Regions from separate parts of the Homo sapiens genome. Here all the other regions are linked to region 2. Evidence: read pairs that join two places in POLR2A ChIA-PET (ENCODE). Cell type or tissue: PC-3. All regions are shown on one strand. Region 1 has its middle 20 kb from the start of SLC30A1. Region 2 overlaps HHAT (hedgehog acyltransferase). Region 3 overlaps RCOR3 (REST corepressor 3).

Region 1 (5,000 bases), 1.2 Mb before region 2:
TCTACGAAAAAAAAAAAACCAAAAATTAGCTGGGTGTGGTGGTGCATACCTGTAGTCCCAGCTACTCAGGAGGCTGAGGCAGGAGGATCACTTGAACCTAGAAAGTGGAGGCTGCAGTAAGACACGATTGTGCCACTGCACTCCAGCCTGGGTGACAGAGTGAGACCCTGTCTCAAAACAACAACAACAGCAAAACAAACAAACAAACAAACAAGCAAAATCCCAGAAAAGTGACAAGATACCCAGTACTGGTACCTTGGGTAGGGGTGGGGTGATGAAAGTATACCTTAATGCTGAAGGCTACAGCAAGTCACCAGGCAGGGAGGGGTAAAGGAGGTGGTCATCCATAGGGCTCCTGGTTGCCCCTTGTCTTTTTCAGTGGCAGGGGCAGCACCTTGGTATTATTGGTCAGAAGCCACTTGGCTGAAGGCTGGGAGGGAAAGTAAAGGGACATTGGTAGAGCACCACTTTCCCAGGGTCCAGCATTTTATGCACACAAGTTAACTCTACATCTGGTGCGGTGGTTAGGGCACGGATTTTAGAGACAGATTAGGTTAGGAGTCCTGTCCTGCTTTCTAACTTTATCACCCTGGGCAAATCACTTTGATAAATATCCCTAAAGAGATCACGTACATGCTACACAAGATTGTCATAAGGATTGAAGAAATGCATGTACGGTCTTGGCATGGGACCCAGTATTAAATAAATGCTCAATAAATTTTGACCCACACATGGTAACAAAATTCTCTTATTGCTTCCATGGAAATGTCACAAGCATTTTCCCCATTTCCTTTCCCTAGAAATATTATTAATGGTCCCTCCACTATAATCCCAGGAGGCAAATATTATTTTCTCCTAACCAACCACAAAATGAGGCCTAGTGAGATTAAGTATTATTCACCTGGCTAGGCCTAGATGCAAATCCAGGCTTCAAAATCTCTTGATGTTTCCCTTCATGCCACAATTAAACCTTGAGGGAGTTTTCCAGGATGTCACTGCTCTCCTCTGAAGCACAGATTGATTTATGCATTCACCAAATATTTATTGAACCCCTATTAGGCGACAGGCACTGTTCTAAGTGTTAGGAGAAAAAGCAGTGAACACAGACAAAAATCCCTGCCTTTGTGAAATGTACATTCTAGTAGGGTATAGAGATAATAAGATAAAGAAGTGAAATGTAGATTAGATTTGATAGTGATAAATTCTAAGGAGAAAAAAAAATAAAGCAGGGAAAGAGAATAAGTGAGTGTATGTGGATGGGGATGGGTTGTTATCATTTTAGATATAATATCCAGGAAAGCCTCAATGAATAAGAAAGAGACATTTGAGTAGAGAGCTAAAGTGGGGAGGCACACTCCTCAGATTTCTGGGGTAAGAGCCTTCCAGGCAGAGAGAATAGCAGGGGCAAAGGCCCTGGAGTGGGAGCCAATCAGCTCTTGCAGGACAGAAGGAGATGCCCTGGAGGAAAGTCTGAGTTTCTGGAAACAATTTCTTCATCTTTTGATTAGACTGTGAAGACTCTCTCTTGCCCAAAGCAAATATTTCTAACATTTGGGCTTCCCCTTAAGCAGGCACCAGTCCTTTGCTGGGTCACTAATGCCTGGGGTTGAAGCAACCCCGAGGAGCAGGGCTGGCTTTGTGAAGTTCTGATTTGTTGTGTAATGATGGCAATTGCCCTTATAACTCAGTGCATTCTGTGGGTTGACAAGCTCTAGCCTCAAGGTTTTCCACATCCCTCGGATGCTCTGCAGGGTAATAGAAGGGGCTATTTCTCAAAGCCTGACCTTGATGTCAATATATCACTTCCTGGACTCGTGGAGCTTTGAGCAAATGCTTTGATCCCAGGAGTGGGGATCTTCCAGCTTGATTTTTGCCTTCCTGGAAAAATGAGAGCCTGCTGAATGCAGCGAGTGAGAACAGGGACTTTGGAACCAGAGAACTGATTTAAGTGCTCACCCTGGCATTTATGAGTTACGCTACTTCGAGCAAGTTACTGACCTGCAAAAGGAGGACATTCACACTTAACATCTTAGGCAACTAAGAGTATGGTGATGCGGAGGGCGTGGCTAGCACAGAGCCCACACTTAGTGGAAGCTCAGTAGATAATCGCTGTGATTATTTTTACCTTCTTGAGAACTTGCGTGCTAGTAGAATTTCATATTGATGAAATTGTGGTCTGTGGACATCCAGAATCGCAACTGAAAATGGGCAGCTTGATGTCCATATGCATTGGAGGAACTAGGTTGGGTGTGGGGGTGGAGCCATATCAGATAAGCCAGTTAAATTAATCAACTTCTGATTTCTTGTGCTGTTACAGTAGTGCTTCCCATTCTCCTTGTGCCATTCCTTAGGGAGGTCATTTGCAGATGGAGTCCGGTGAACGGAAACCTGTTTCATTTTATTTCCTTTCCTTTCTTTCTTTTTTTTTTTTTTCTTTTCTTGAGACAGGGTCTTGCTCTGTCAACCAGGCCTGGAGTGCAGTGGTGCCATCTTGGCCCTCTGCAACCTCTGCCTCCCGGGTTCAAGCTATTCTCATGCCTCAGTCCCCTAAGTAGCTGGGACTACAGGCATGTGCCACCACACCCAGCTAACGTTTTGTATTTTTAGTAGAGATGGGTTTCACCATGTCGCCTGGGCTGGTCTCAAACTCCTGGCCTCAAGTGATCTGCCTGCCTCAGACTCCGAAACTGCTGGAACTACAGGTGTGAACCTGCACACCTGGCCAGAAATCTGTTTTAAATGTGGCAAAAGAGATCACCGTTTCAAGAAAATCTGCATTGTATGTGTTTTAAGAATGCAGATTCACATGGTTTGGTTTGACATGTGCATTTTGTGTTTGCAGAATCATTTGCTCCCTATCAAATGCTTCTGTGGATATCCAGGGAGTCACAGCTGATAGCCATCTTAATGTGTGGGTGAAGTGGTATCTCATTGTGGTTTTGATCTGCAGCTTGTTAGTGACTAGTGATGTTGAGTATCTTTTCATGTGCTTATTGGACATTTGTATATCTTCTTTAGAGAAATGCTGTTCAAGTCCTTTGCCCACTATTTTTCAGATGAGGTCTCACTCTATCGCCCAGGCTGGATTGCAGTGGCGTGATCACAGCTCACTGCAGCCTTGATCTCCCTGGGCTGAGGTGATCCTCCCAGCTCAGACTCTCAGGTAGCTGGGACTTCAAGCACGCACCACCATGACTGGATAATTTTTTTGTATTTTTCGTAGACACGGGGTTTTGCCATCTCCAACTACTGGGCTCACGTGATCCTCCTGCCTTGGCCTCCCAGAGGGCTGAGATTAAAGTCATGAGCCACCGCACCTGGCCCTTTGCCCATTTTTTAATTGAGTTGTTTGTCTTTTGTTTGAGTTTTAGAAATTCTTTCTACAATTTGCACATTAATCCCTTACCAGCTATATGATTTGCAAATATTTTCTCCCATTCTTTGGGTTGTCTTTTTATTCTCTTGATATTGCCTGTCTTTGTCTGTTTGTGCTGCTATAGCAAAATGTCTGAGACTGGATAATTTATAAAAAACAGAAATTTATTTTCTTACAGTTCTGTAGGCTGCTAAGTCCTAAATGAAGGCACTGCCAGGTTTGGTGTCTGGTGAGGGCAGCTCTCTTTTTCCAGGAGGGTGCCATGTTGCTCGTCCTCCAGAGGGGAGGAGTAATGCTGTGTTTCAGTAACTCCTGTCTTTTCTAACCCACCCTGAGCAAAAAGCTGTGATGCTTTGGAAGCCAGTCCACTTCCAGCTAATGCCACATACCATGAGGAACCATCCTTATGCAGACTTGAATTTTTTTCTTTCTCAGGTCATGCAGAACTTCCCATGTGGTCCTAAGGGTAGGTTAAGGGAAGAATGGGGTGCATCAGAAGAACTTGGCCCAAGGCAGAAGGGCGACAGAGCCCAATGCTGTATGAAGCCTCTTTTTTTTTTTTTTTTTTTTTTTTAAGAAGTTATCTCGCTCTGTCACCCAGGCTGGAGTGCAGTGGCATAATCTCATCTCACTGCAACCTCTACCTCCTGGGCTCAAGCGATTCTCCTGCCTCAGGCTCCTGAGCAGCTGGGATTACAGGTGCCCACTACCACGCCCGGCTAATTTTTGTATTTTTAGTAGAGACAGGGTTTCACCATGTTGGCCAGGTTGGTCTCAAACTCCTGAACTCAGGTGATCCACCCGCCTCGGCCTCCCAAAGTGCTGGGATTACAGGCATGAGCCACCACGCCCGGCCCTGAAGCCTCTTTTATAAAGGCCTTAAGCCCATTCCTGAGGGAGGAACTCTCATGATCTACTCACCTCTTAGGTCCCATGTCTTAATACCATCACATTGGCAACACCTGAATTTTGGAGGAGACACATTCAAACCATAGCAGTGCATTTTGATGTGTAAGTTAAATTTTGATGAAGTCCAAGTTATATATATTTTTTTGGTTGCCTGTGCTTTTGGTGTCATAAGAAATCGTCACCAAATCCAATGTCACAAAGGTTTTTCCCTATGTTTCCTTCTAAGACTTTTATAGTTTTATTTTTAGTTCCTACACATAGGTCTTTGATCCATTTTGAGTTAATTTTTGTATGTGGCGTAAGATAAGGGTCCAACTTCATTCTTTTGTCTGTGGATATCCAGTTTTCCCAAAACTATTTGTTGAAAAGAGTGTTCTTTCCCTCACTGAATAGTGTTATGGGCTGAATTTTTGTCCCCCAATAATTCATATGTTGAAGTCCTGACACCCAACACCTCAGAATGTAACCATATTTGGAGATAGAACATTTAAAAAGATAGTTAAGGTTAAATTAGGTCATAGGGGAGTAGGTTGGGTCCCTAATCCATGTGACTGTCTTTGGAGATAAGTCTTTACAGAAGTGACTAAGTTAAAATGAGACCCATAGTATAGGACCCTAATCCAATATGACTAGTGTCGTTATAAAAAGAAACAGCCAGGCGTGGTGGCTCATGCCTATAATCCTGCCACTTTGGGAGGCCAAGGCAGGAGGATCC
Region 2 (5,000 bases):
GCTCCACTCAAAGTCGGTCGCATCCTAAATAGGACAAAATAGTTTATCAGAGGGATTTCAGTACACGTCTGAGTCAGAACACAAACTCCAGTTAATAAAACTGGAAAGAAGGCCAGTGTGAGTCCAAACTCTGTAAAAGAGGATTTACACACTTCTAGCCTTTCCCCACCCACCTGTACACTCCCCTCCAGCTTGCTATTAGTAATGGCAAAAACTGCAATTACTTTTGCACCAACCTAACCGGAATGATTGCCATTGCCATTCCCCAAATGCACCTCGGACTTTCTACAACTCAGTGTCTTTGTTACAGCTGATCTCCCAGGGCCCTCTGTAGTATAGATGCTATTATTATTTCCATTTTGCAAAACATGAAACAGAGACGTAAGGAACTCAATTCATTTACCCAAGTTCACAGGGATAGTACAAGTAATGAATTGAGGCTATCCCAGTTTAGACAACTAGATATTTTCACTGAGAAATGTAAACTGGACACTAATAAAATGGCTTAAAGTCAGTTATTCTGAGTCTTGTTGCCATTTACAGACAGAATAATTTGTCAGAGAAATTAACTAAGTTCATATAAATTTATAATGAAGGAATGAAAGGTACACTTCCCTTCCCCCCAAGAAGCTCTGTGTCCATGTGGCATTCTGTGTCTGCATCAGTACCAGGTTCCACATCTATGAAGCTCCCCAGGAGGAGAAGGTAGAAACCTCTGACAACAGTGGACATGTGGACGCTTAGGAACCAGCACCTCAAAGTCATGGCCTCAGGAGCCCCAGAAAGGACCACGGAGGCCAAGAGGAGCGTGGAGAGATGCACACTGTCATCGGTCACCCTGAAACAGGCAATGCAGGCTTGGCCAGTGAACAGTTCAGCACTACCAGGATGGAGGGGGATTTGAGGTCTCAGAATTTTCTAAGCAAAATGTGTGCCTGGAAAAGGACTCCTGCAGGCCGGGCGCGGTGGCTCACGCCTGTAATCCCAGCACTTTGGGAGGCCGAGGCGGGCGGATCACGAGGTCAGGAGATCGAGACCATCCCGGCTAAAACGGTGAAACCCCGTCTCTACTAAAAATACAAAAAATTAGCCGGGCGTAGTGGCGGGCGCCTGTAGTCCCAGCTACTTGGGAGGCTGAGGCAGGAGAATGGCGTGAACCCGGGAGGCGGAGCTTGCAGTGAGCCGAAATCCCGCCACTGCACTCCAGCCTGGGCGACAGAGCGAGACTCTGTCTCAAAAAAAAAAAAAAAAAAAAAAAAAAGAAAAAAAGAAAAGGACTCCTGCAATGACCACTGATATTGAACTCCTCACCAATCTCTGCAAGTGGAACTTGAAGCCTCTCTTAATTGGATTTGAAGAAAAGTGTGATTTTTTTGGTGTACCTAAGATTGTGGGGTAATGTCATACCAGTTGCACACAAATAAAACTCTTTTTTGCAGAAGGTAAGATACATATAAAATTGATCTTGATTCATAACAGACTATGAGTGCAAGGTAGCTAAGACTGGAGGCTTGTTTTGGGTCCAGAGCCCAGATCTACTCACACACTTGCTGTGATGACCTTGAACATGATTCTTAACCTTTCTGTTCTGTTTCTTCATATGACAATAGTACTTACCTTACAGGGATTTTTGAGGCTTAAATAAGAGCATATGTACATTAAAAGTTTGTAGCAGCACACAGTGCTATTAAACAGCAGTACCCGCTACTAACTGCTAGACCCATGTGCTTCCCATCCCTTGTAAACCACCAGCCAAGACCGTATCATGCTTTACTTTGTGCCACTCATTTTAAAAAAGTTTTCCCATTTCTTCAAATAAGGAAATACAATACTGCGCATTCTCAGATTACACATGCTCCCCACACCCCAGATCCTGATACATGACCTGCTCATAAAGCCCCTGTCCCTTGCTGGAAATCATGTATGTAGTTGAATTGCTTCCATTTAGAGATGACTACACCAGAGTCTGGGACATGCCCACAAACACACAGCCAGGCAGCACAGCAGAGAACTCAAAGCTTTAACCTGGCTCCTGATCCCTGATCCACAGCTTATTTCCCCATCTAGAGATTTCCAAATTAGCCAAGAGTCAATTAACTAAACAAATGTAAATAAGTTCAAAGGTCATGTGATGAGGCCATGCTAGTAAAATACCACTTTTATAACAGGGATACAGCTAAAAGACACAAAAGCCAAGACACTTTTTTAATACAAACTCAAAAAGAAAAAAAAAAAAAAAGAAAAACATATGAGCTTTTTAAATACAACATTTTTGAACACTTAGAATTACATTTAGAATTCATGACCCCAAGCTTACCTATGCCTCGAAACTTCTCCAAGTTTAATTTTTTAGGGTGGAAAAAAGGATATAATACAACAAAACATATAAGACTTTCTGTTCCACCAGAAAGTCCAGGACTCCTGAAAACTCTGCTGGTAAAATCCCATCAACAAAAATTACACATGGCCTTTCACCTCTAATTATCACAGAAAACATTCATTTAAAGGAAATAAAAATGTCTCTCTCATGTCTATTCTTCCCTATTTAAAAAAGTTACCTAAGGGAAATGACCAAACAGAAAAGCTGGGCCAATGAATAGGTCAAGATGATGTTTAATGATTTGGGTAAGAAAAATATTGACTCACTGCTTCTTGAAGCAAAAGCTTTATAGACTCTGAGCTCAGTCACACATTTCAAGGCAAACATGAAAGCCTGAAATCAGGAACAACATCATGATCTGTCCCTTCCCCCATTTTCTTTCTTGCCTCCATGGTTATTAGTCAATTAGGAACCTCTTCTTTGGCACTCTAAGGGGGTCAGATATAAACTGGAGCTAAATCTCAGCCAGGCAGAACTAGGCAGGCTTCTCCATGGAAGCAGGGAGGCTGTACTCCAAGGAGAAGTCACCCACATCCAACCTCAAAGTGGACACAAGCCACCTATGCATCTTGCTAAAATGCAGATTCTGATGCAGTCAATCAAGGGTGGGGCCTGGGATTCTATATTTCTAACAAGCTTCCAGGTGATGTGATACTACCAGCCTGGGGACCAATCTACATGACTGATTATGCCTTCCTACAGCTGAATGTTCATAAACTCACAGAATCCTTAACAGCTCAGCCCGCCCCGTACCATTCCCAGGCAGGGAGGGCACATACTCCGAAGCTGCTACCTAACACTCACCAACAGAGCAGTCATCCTCCCGTTCACCGTTCAAAGCTCTGGGCACCCAGACTTCGGAATTCACTGAACAAGTTAACAAATGTGGTTGTTTATTCTGAGGCTTACATTCTGCTACCAGGTAATACTAAGGACTCTGAGAGACATGATTGTTCTGGGTTTCTTAAATAGTAACTCTAACGTCCTAGCAAAACACTTTTTCCTTTCTTAACAAAGGAAAGGGTCTGGGCCTAGTGTTTGTAACTGCCTCTTTTCCTACCCACAGCAGAGTTCTGCTCTAGGCACCATGAGGAGCTCAAAGTCTAAATAGGAAGACCCCCAGCACCAAGACCACCACACCCCACAATGAAGACACACCAAAAACCCACTGCAGAATGAGAGGGGTAACAGTGCTGCAACTCAACTTCATATGTCAGTGAAACTGACAGACCTGTCCTTTCTTCCCAGTCACTGATGAACACTCGAGTATGTGTTTTCTAATTACAGCCTCATAACAATCTTTAAAGTAGCTCAATTTGTTTAACAGACCTTATCTTTTAGAGAGTTTTCAGTTCACAGAAGAATTAAGCACAATGTACAGAGAATTCCCATAGACCCCTTAACCCCTCTCCATCAGCATCTCCCACCACAGTAATATATTTGTTCCAACTGGTGAACCTACATTGATACCCCAAAGTCCATGGTTTATATTCGGGTTCACTCTTGATGTTGCATATTCTATGGGTTTGGACAGATGTATAAAAACACATATCCACCATTATCATATCATATGAAATAGTTTCACTGCCCTAAAAATCCTCTGTACTCTACCTCTTCATCCCTCCCACCCTGGCCCTGCTCCCCTCAATCCCTGGCAAACAATGATCTTTTTACTGTCTCCATATTTTACTTTTTCCAGGATGTCATGTAGCTGAAATAAATAAGTTTTGGGTTTTTTTCTTTTTATTTCGTCAGTGATTTGAAGCTCTTTTTTGAGACAGTCTCGCTCTGCTGCCCAGGCCGGAGTGCAATAGCACAACCTCGGCTCACTGCAATCTCTGCCTCCCAGGCTCAAGTGATTCTCGTGCCTCAGCCTCCCAAGTAGCTGGGACTACAGGTGCATACCACCACACCTGGCTAATTTTTGTAGTTTTAGTAGATACGGGGTTTCACCACATTGTCCAGGCTGGTCTCGAACTCCTGACCTCAAGAGATCCACCAGCCTCAGCCTCCCAAAGTGCTGGGATTACAGGCATAAGCCACCGTGCCCGGCCTGAAGCTCACTTTTTCTTTTTTCTTTTTTGAGTAGTTCTGTCTAACTCCGTGTTACAAATGAGTTAACTGGAGGTCAGAGAAAGCAGATTATTTATCCAAACCTAGTAAGGGGCAGAGCCGGGTTTCAAACCTAGGCCTGTCTGAAGCCAAGGAGGAAACCCTTTTCTGAGATGTTTCTACTCATGCTTGTCCCTGTACCTGGACTTTCTGCCCTTCCCACCCCTTTGCCCCACAACACTATTTGACTAGGCAATCTCCAACCTAGAGTGCACCTCATTTATGCCCCGTAACCACAAAGCCAGCCCAGTGACATGCACAAAATACTCACTAAATGGTACAATTCAAATGTCAGCTCCAGAGTGAAGCTTTCCCATACCTACCTCCCCAGGTGGACCTCATTGCACTCCCTTCTCCGTCATCCACATCTCAATTCTAGAACTTTTATTATGGCATATTTATTATATCACTTTTATTCCTGTATTTTCTCTCTGGAGGGAAAAATGGATCTCTCTGAGAGCAAGAACCTTGACTTAAATCTGTCTCCTAGATGCCCAACATTCAGCAA
Region 3 (5,000 bases), 900 kb before region 2:
AATAGCTATTATTTTCAGGTAATATAAATCACTATATAGGAAATCAAAAGTAATACAAATAAGTTATGAAGAGCAAAGGTCCAAGAATAACCAAGGTACACACTCCTTAAGAAGAACCACCAAATAGCAGAACTTACCCTAGCAACTATCAAGACTTATGAGGCTTATTATAAGTAATTGAAAAAATGTGGGATTAGCAAGGAATATTTAACTGACAACAGAAGCAGAATAGAGAGCCAGGCATATGCGTAAGCCTCATATAAAATAAAGCTGGTATTGCAGACCAGTTGAAAAAGATATTCAATTCCGTATTAAAAAATAAATAGCCAGGCATGGTAGGGCTCACACCTGTTATCCCAGCACTTTGGGAGGCCAAGGTGGGAGGATCACTTGAGCCCAGAAGCTCAAGACCAGTCTGGACAATGTAGCAAGACCCCATCTCTACAAAAAGTTTTTTAAAAAATTAGCTGGGTGTGGTGGTGCATGCCTGTAGTCCCAGCTACTTAGGAGGCAAGAGGATGGCTTGAGCCCAGGAATTTGTGCCAGAAGTGAGCTATGATTGTGTCACTGGCACACTAGCCTGGGTGACAAAACAAGACCCCCAACTGTTAAATAAATACATAAATAAATAAATAAATAAATAAAGGATCTCTACCTCACAACATGAACTTATTTACTGCTACAGCAAGGACTTCAATGTAAAAAGAGAAAAAGTTTAAAATTTTCAAAAGAAAATGTAAAAGAATACTGGAATTTAAATTTAAAATTGGCCGGGCACAGTGGCTCACGCCTGTAATCCCAGCACTTTGGGAGGCTGAGGCGGATGCATCACAAGGTCAGGAGATCGAGACCATCCTGACTAACACAGTGAAACACCGTCTCTACTAAAAATACAAAAAACAAACAAACAAACAAACAAAAAAACAATTAGCCAGGCGTGGTGGCAGGCGCTTGTAGTCCCAGTTACTCAGGAGGCTGAGGTAGGAGAATGGCGTGAACACGGCAGGTAGGGCTTGCAGCGAGCCGAGATCCCGCCACTGCACTCCAGCCTGGGCGACAGAGCGAGACTCCATCTCAAAAAAATAAATAAATAAATAAAATAAAATAAAATAAATAAATAATAAATTTAAAATTTATATGCTTTTGATGAAATAGCTGTTTACTTCCCTGTAGAGAGTAAAAACACAAACCACAAACTGGCAAAAGATATTTGCTGTTAACCAAAGGACTCGTATCCAGAATATACAAAGAATTCAATAAGAAAAAACTTTTTATATTCAGTCTTTAAGAAAAAGACAAATACGCAGTGGAAAAATGGGTGAAAAAAAAAAAAAATACAAGCCAGGCATGCTGGCTCACGTCTGCAATCCCAGCTACTTGGGAGCATGAAGCAGGCGGATCATTTGAGCCCAGAAGTTTGAGGCTGCAGTGGCTATGATCACACAACTGCACACTAGCTTGGGCAATAAGCAAGATTCTGTCTCTAAAAAAACAAAACAAAAACCTCCACGAACGAAACATATAACAACAGCTAATAAACAGATAGAAAAACATTCAGCCTCAGTAGTTACCTGATGAATGAAACTGAGGACACAATGAAATGCCTTCTCATATTGCCAGATTTGGAACATTTTAAAAGTCTGATCAAGCATTGGCAAGGAAGTATACAATGGGTATTCTCACAGTCTAGTGGAGGTATATCAGCTATAGAAAACAATTATGCCATTACCTAGGAAAGTTTAATGTGGCTATTCCCTAAAATAGAGTGACTCCATTCCAAAGAATCCTGGGACCCTGTTACTCAGTAAATCACTGTTGGCATTTTGGTGAAACAATCTGTGCTTTGCACTTCAGTATAGTTGTCACCCCTTTCTCCTGCCCACTCGACAACTGAAATGCCCCACAATCACTGTTAACAATGAAAACACCTCCATAATTTCTAAATGTCCCCTATGGGGTCAGTGCTAAACCTAGCTGAGAACTATTGTACCAAAGGAACTCTCAGACATGTGTATCCAGAACATGTTCATATCAGCAGTGTCCGTAATAAAAAGCTGGAAATTAAGTTTATTAATTGGAGAGTGAATAAGTTGCAGTATATGTATACAATGGAACACTATAATATAGCAATAAAAATGAATCGCAAAAATAATAACAAAAGGCAAGTACTGAAGAATACATACAATATGATTCCAATTAAATAAAGTATGAAATAAATGAAACTAAATGATAATCATATCATCATATGTGATTATATATATGTGATAAAACTATAAAGAAAGAAGTGAATAATTTAGAAATTTCATTATAGTGGTTCCCTCTAGAGAGAAGGTGAGACTATGCAATTGAGGCCGGGCACGGTGGCTCACGCCTGTAATCCCAGCACTCTGGGAAGCTGAGGCAGGTGGATCACCTGAGGTCAGGAGTTCTAGACCAGCCTAGCCAACATGGCGAAACCCCATTTCTACTAAAAATACAAAAATTAGCCAGGCATGGTGACGCATGCCTGTAGTCCCAGCTACTCGGGAGGCTGAGGCAGGAGAATTGCTTGAGCCCAGGTGGAGGTTGCAGTGAGCCGAGATCGTGCCACTGCACTCCAGCCTGGGCGACAGAGTGAGACTCCCTCTCAAAAAAAAAAAAAAAACAAGAATATCCAATTGAGGAAACACAAACAGGACTTCTGTTTCTTCAGCTCAGTGGTAGATACACTGGTATCTATTATTTTTCTTTAAATAGTTCACAACTTTTAAAAGTTAAAATTAAAACTTTCTATGTAATATGTTAACAACATGCAGAAGCAGCTACAAAGATCTATATTAAAAGCAATAATGTAGTTTCTTTCCCTGCCTGGTATCCTTATTGTTTGGAATGAGCAGAGAAATGAATGAAGCTGCTGACACATAGTGCTAGTCTTGGACCACACCTCTGCAGTATCCTCTTAAAACTTTTTAACTTATACTCCCCTCATATTATTTTCTGGTAAGATGAGATCATAAGCAAACAAAAGACCAAATGAGTATGCATCATCTTGCATAGTTGGGCAAAACTATATATTCCATATATATACATACATATATACACATACATATATACATACATATATTTTCTAGGTAGCAAATTCTTAAGTTTTCAGGTTTATATCACAATTAAGAGCATATAGCATGTATTCTCATTCATTAAAATTTTACTAAATGCTTACTATGCATCAGTCCCTGGGAGTGGAAAATAGTTAAAATATATTCTTGCTCTTAAAGAGCTCACCACGCAGGAAGGCAGGGAGGGGAAACTATGAGTAAACAAGTACCACTCAGTAGAATTAGTACTGCAACAGATTTAAGGAGAAATAAGGAGGTTGTCAATTCAAGATAAGGCACAAGATTTCATAGAGAAGCTACATCTTGTAGAGTTGTGAGGAATTTCCTAGGCAGATTTGGGAAGAAAGGAATTCCAGAAAAAAAGGGACCAACATAATCATAGGACAAAAGCCAGGGAACTAAACGACATATCTAAAACACTGTTAGTAATCTGAAATAAATGGGGAAGGGTAAGGAATGCCTAACTGGAGAGTTTGTGTTTTATCCTACAGACGACACCATGTAAGGATTGCAAGCAGTGAATCAGCAACTTTACAAAGGATTGCTTTGGCAACAGGGCAGTCAATGGACTGGAAAGGGTGGTGTGGAGAACCTGGAAAGGGAGGCACGGAGATAATCGGAGAGAAAACTGTTAGGATAATTCAGAGGAGACGAGAACCTAAGAAGAAGGCAGTCACACAGAGAAGAACAGAGAGATCAAATCTCACAGTTTTTTGAGAGACAGAATTAAAAAGAATAATGATAAAAGGAATAGAGTAAGAAAAAGATGCCACTAAAATTGAGACACAATGGTTAAAAAGGTAGATGGGAATCAGAATGGCATTACGAAAGTCAAAGACAGCTTTTCAGGAAGGGAGCAGTCAGTAATTTGATACAGAAAGCACAAGCAGAATACAACTGATCACTGGATGTGGCATTTAGGAAATTACTGGTAACCTGTCAGCAGTTTCAGTGAAGTGGTGGGACAGAAGCTGCCTGACTAAAGCAAACTCAAAAGTGACGTAGTGCTAAGAAGGATGATTTGTTTTCTAGAGTGGTTAAGACATATGCCTTTTTTTTTTTTTTTTTGAGATGGAGTTTCGCTCTTGTTACCCAGGCTGGAGTGCAATGTTGGAATCTCAGCTCACTGCAACCTCCGCCTCCTGGGTTCAAGCAATTCTCCTGCCTCGACCTCCCGAGTAGCTGGGATTACAGGCATGTGCCACCACGCCCCGGCTAATTTTGTATTTTTAGTAGAGACGGGGTTTCTCCATGTTGGTCAGGCTGGTCTTGAACTCCTGACCTCAGGTGATCTGCCTGCCTTGGCCTCCCGAAGTGCCAGGATTACAGGCGTGAGCCACTGAGCCCGGCCAGAGAAACGCTTTTAAATGGAAGACTTGAACATACTTTTTGGCTGCACTGAAAGGTTGAAAATATGCGAAAGACAAAGGATAACTGGTGGAGAAAGAGTAGATACGAAGGGATGGATAGGATCACACAAGCAATGAAATTGTATAGGAAAAGAAAGAAGATCCTTCTTACTGTGAGAGAGGGATATTAAGGCCCAAGACTGTTCATTCAACAATGATTTATTGAATCAACATTTATTGAATATTTGCCATATACCAGGTACTGTGCAAAGTGTTAGGGGATACAAATGAATAACTCAGTCCCTGACTTCAAAGAGTTAGCAGCTTAGTGGGCAAAATACAGTAACTGTAATATGTTCTAAGTACTAATATACCACGGTGGAAAGGCCAGTATGGTAGCACAGAGGTTAGAGGAAGGGCTGGAATTTAAGGGAGCTTCTGTCTGACACTTTCTCTGTGACATGGATGAAGTTATCTGCCAAGTGTTTTTAGGGGTGGAGGGGTATTAGGCAATGTGTAGGAAGGGAAGAATGTTCAAAACAGCTGCCCAGATAAA

What was found. ChIA-PET counts read pairs that join two places held together with the same protein. Peaks named below come from ENCODE experiments on the same cell type or tissue, not always from the same donor. Only the 100,000 strongest peaks of a DNase experiment are listed, where the experiment ranks them.
Region 1: POLR2A ChIA-PET joins it to region 2 with 6 read pairs; 2 of 35 experiments call an interaction of 5 or more read pairs at or near these places.
Region 3: POLR2A ChIA-PET joins it to region 2 with 7 read pairs; 1 of 35 experiments calls an interaction of 5 or more read pairs at or near these places.

Annotation. Positions count from the first base shown.
Region 1 is chr1:211,556,362-211,561,361 of GRCh38, reverse strand. No RefSeq gene overlaps it. Among named protein-coding and RNA genes, the nearest start is that of SLC30A1, 20 kb to the left of the region's middle. In PC-3, no CTCF peak of the experiment used is centred here; no DNase peak of the experiment used is centred here.
Region 2 is chr1:210,382,492-210,387,491 of GRCh38, reverse strand. HHAT (hedgehog acyltransferase) reads right to left here. Exons shown (of 12, transcript NM_018194.6): 4 at 1-24. Among named protein-coding and RNA genes, the nearest start is that of HHAT, 56 kb to the right of the region's middle. In PC-3, no CTCF peak of the experiment used is centred here; a DNase peak (open chromatin) is centred at 2,691.
Region 3 is chr1:211,280,148-211,285,147 of GRCh38, reverse strand. All of the region lies in intron 7 of RCOR3 (REST corepressor 3), which reads right to left. Among named protein-coding and RNA genes, the nearest start is that of RCOR3, 23 kb to the right of the region's middle. In PC-3, no CTCF peak of the experiment used is centred here; no DNase peak of the experiment used is centred here; H3K27ac peaks cover 682 bases.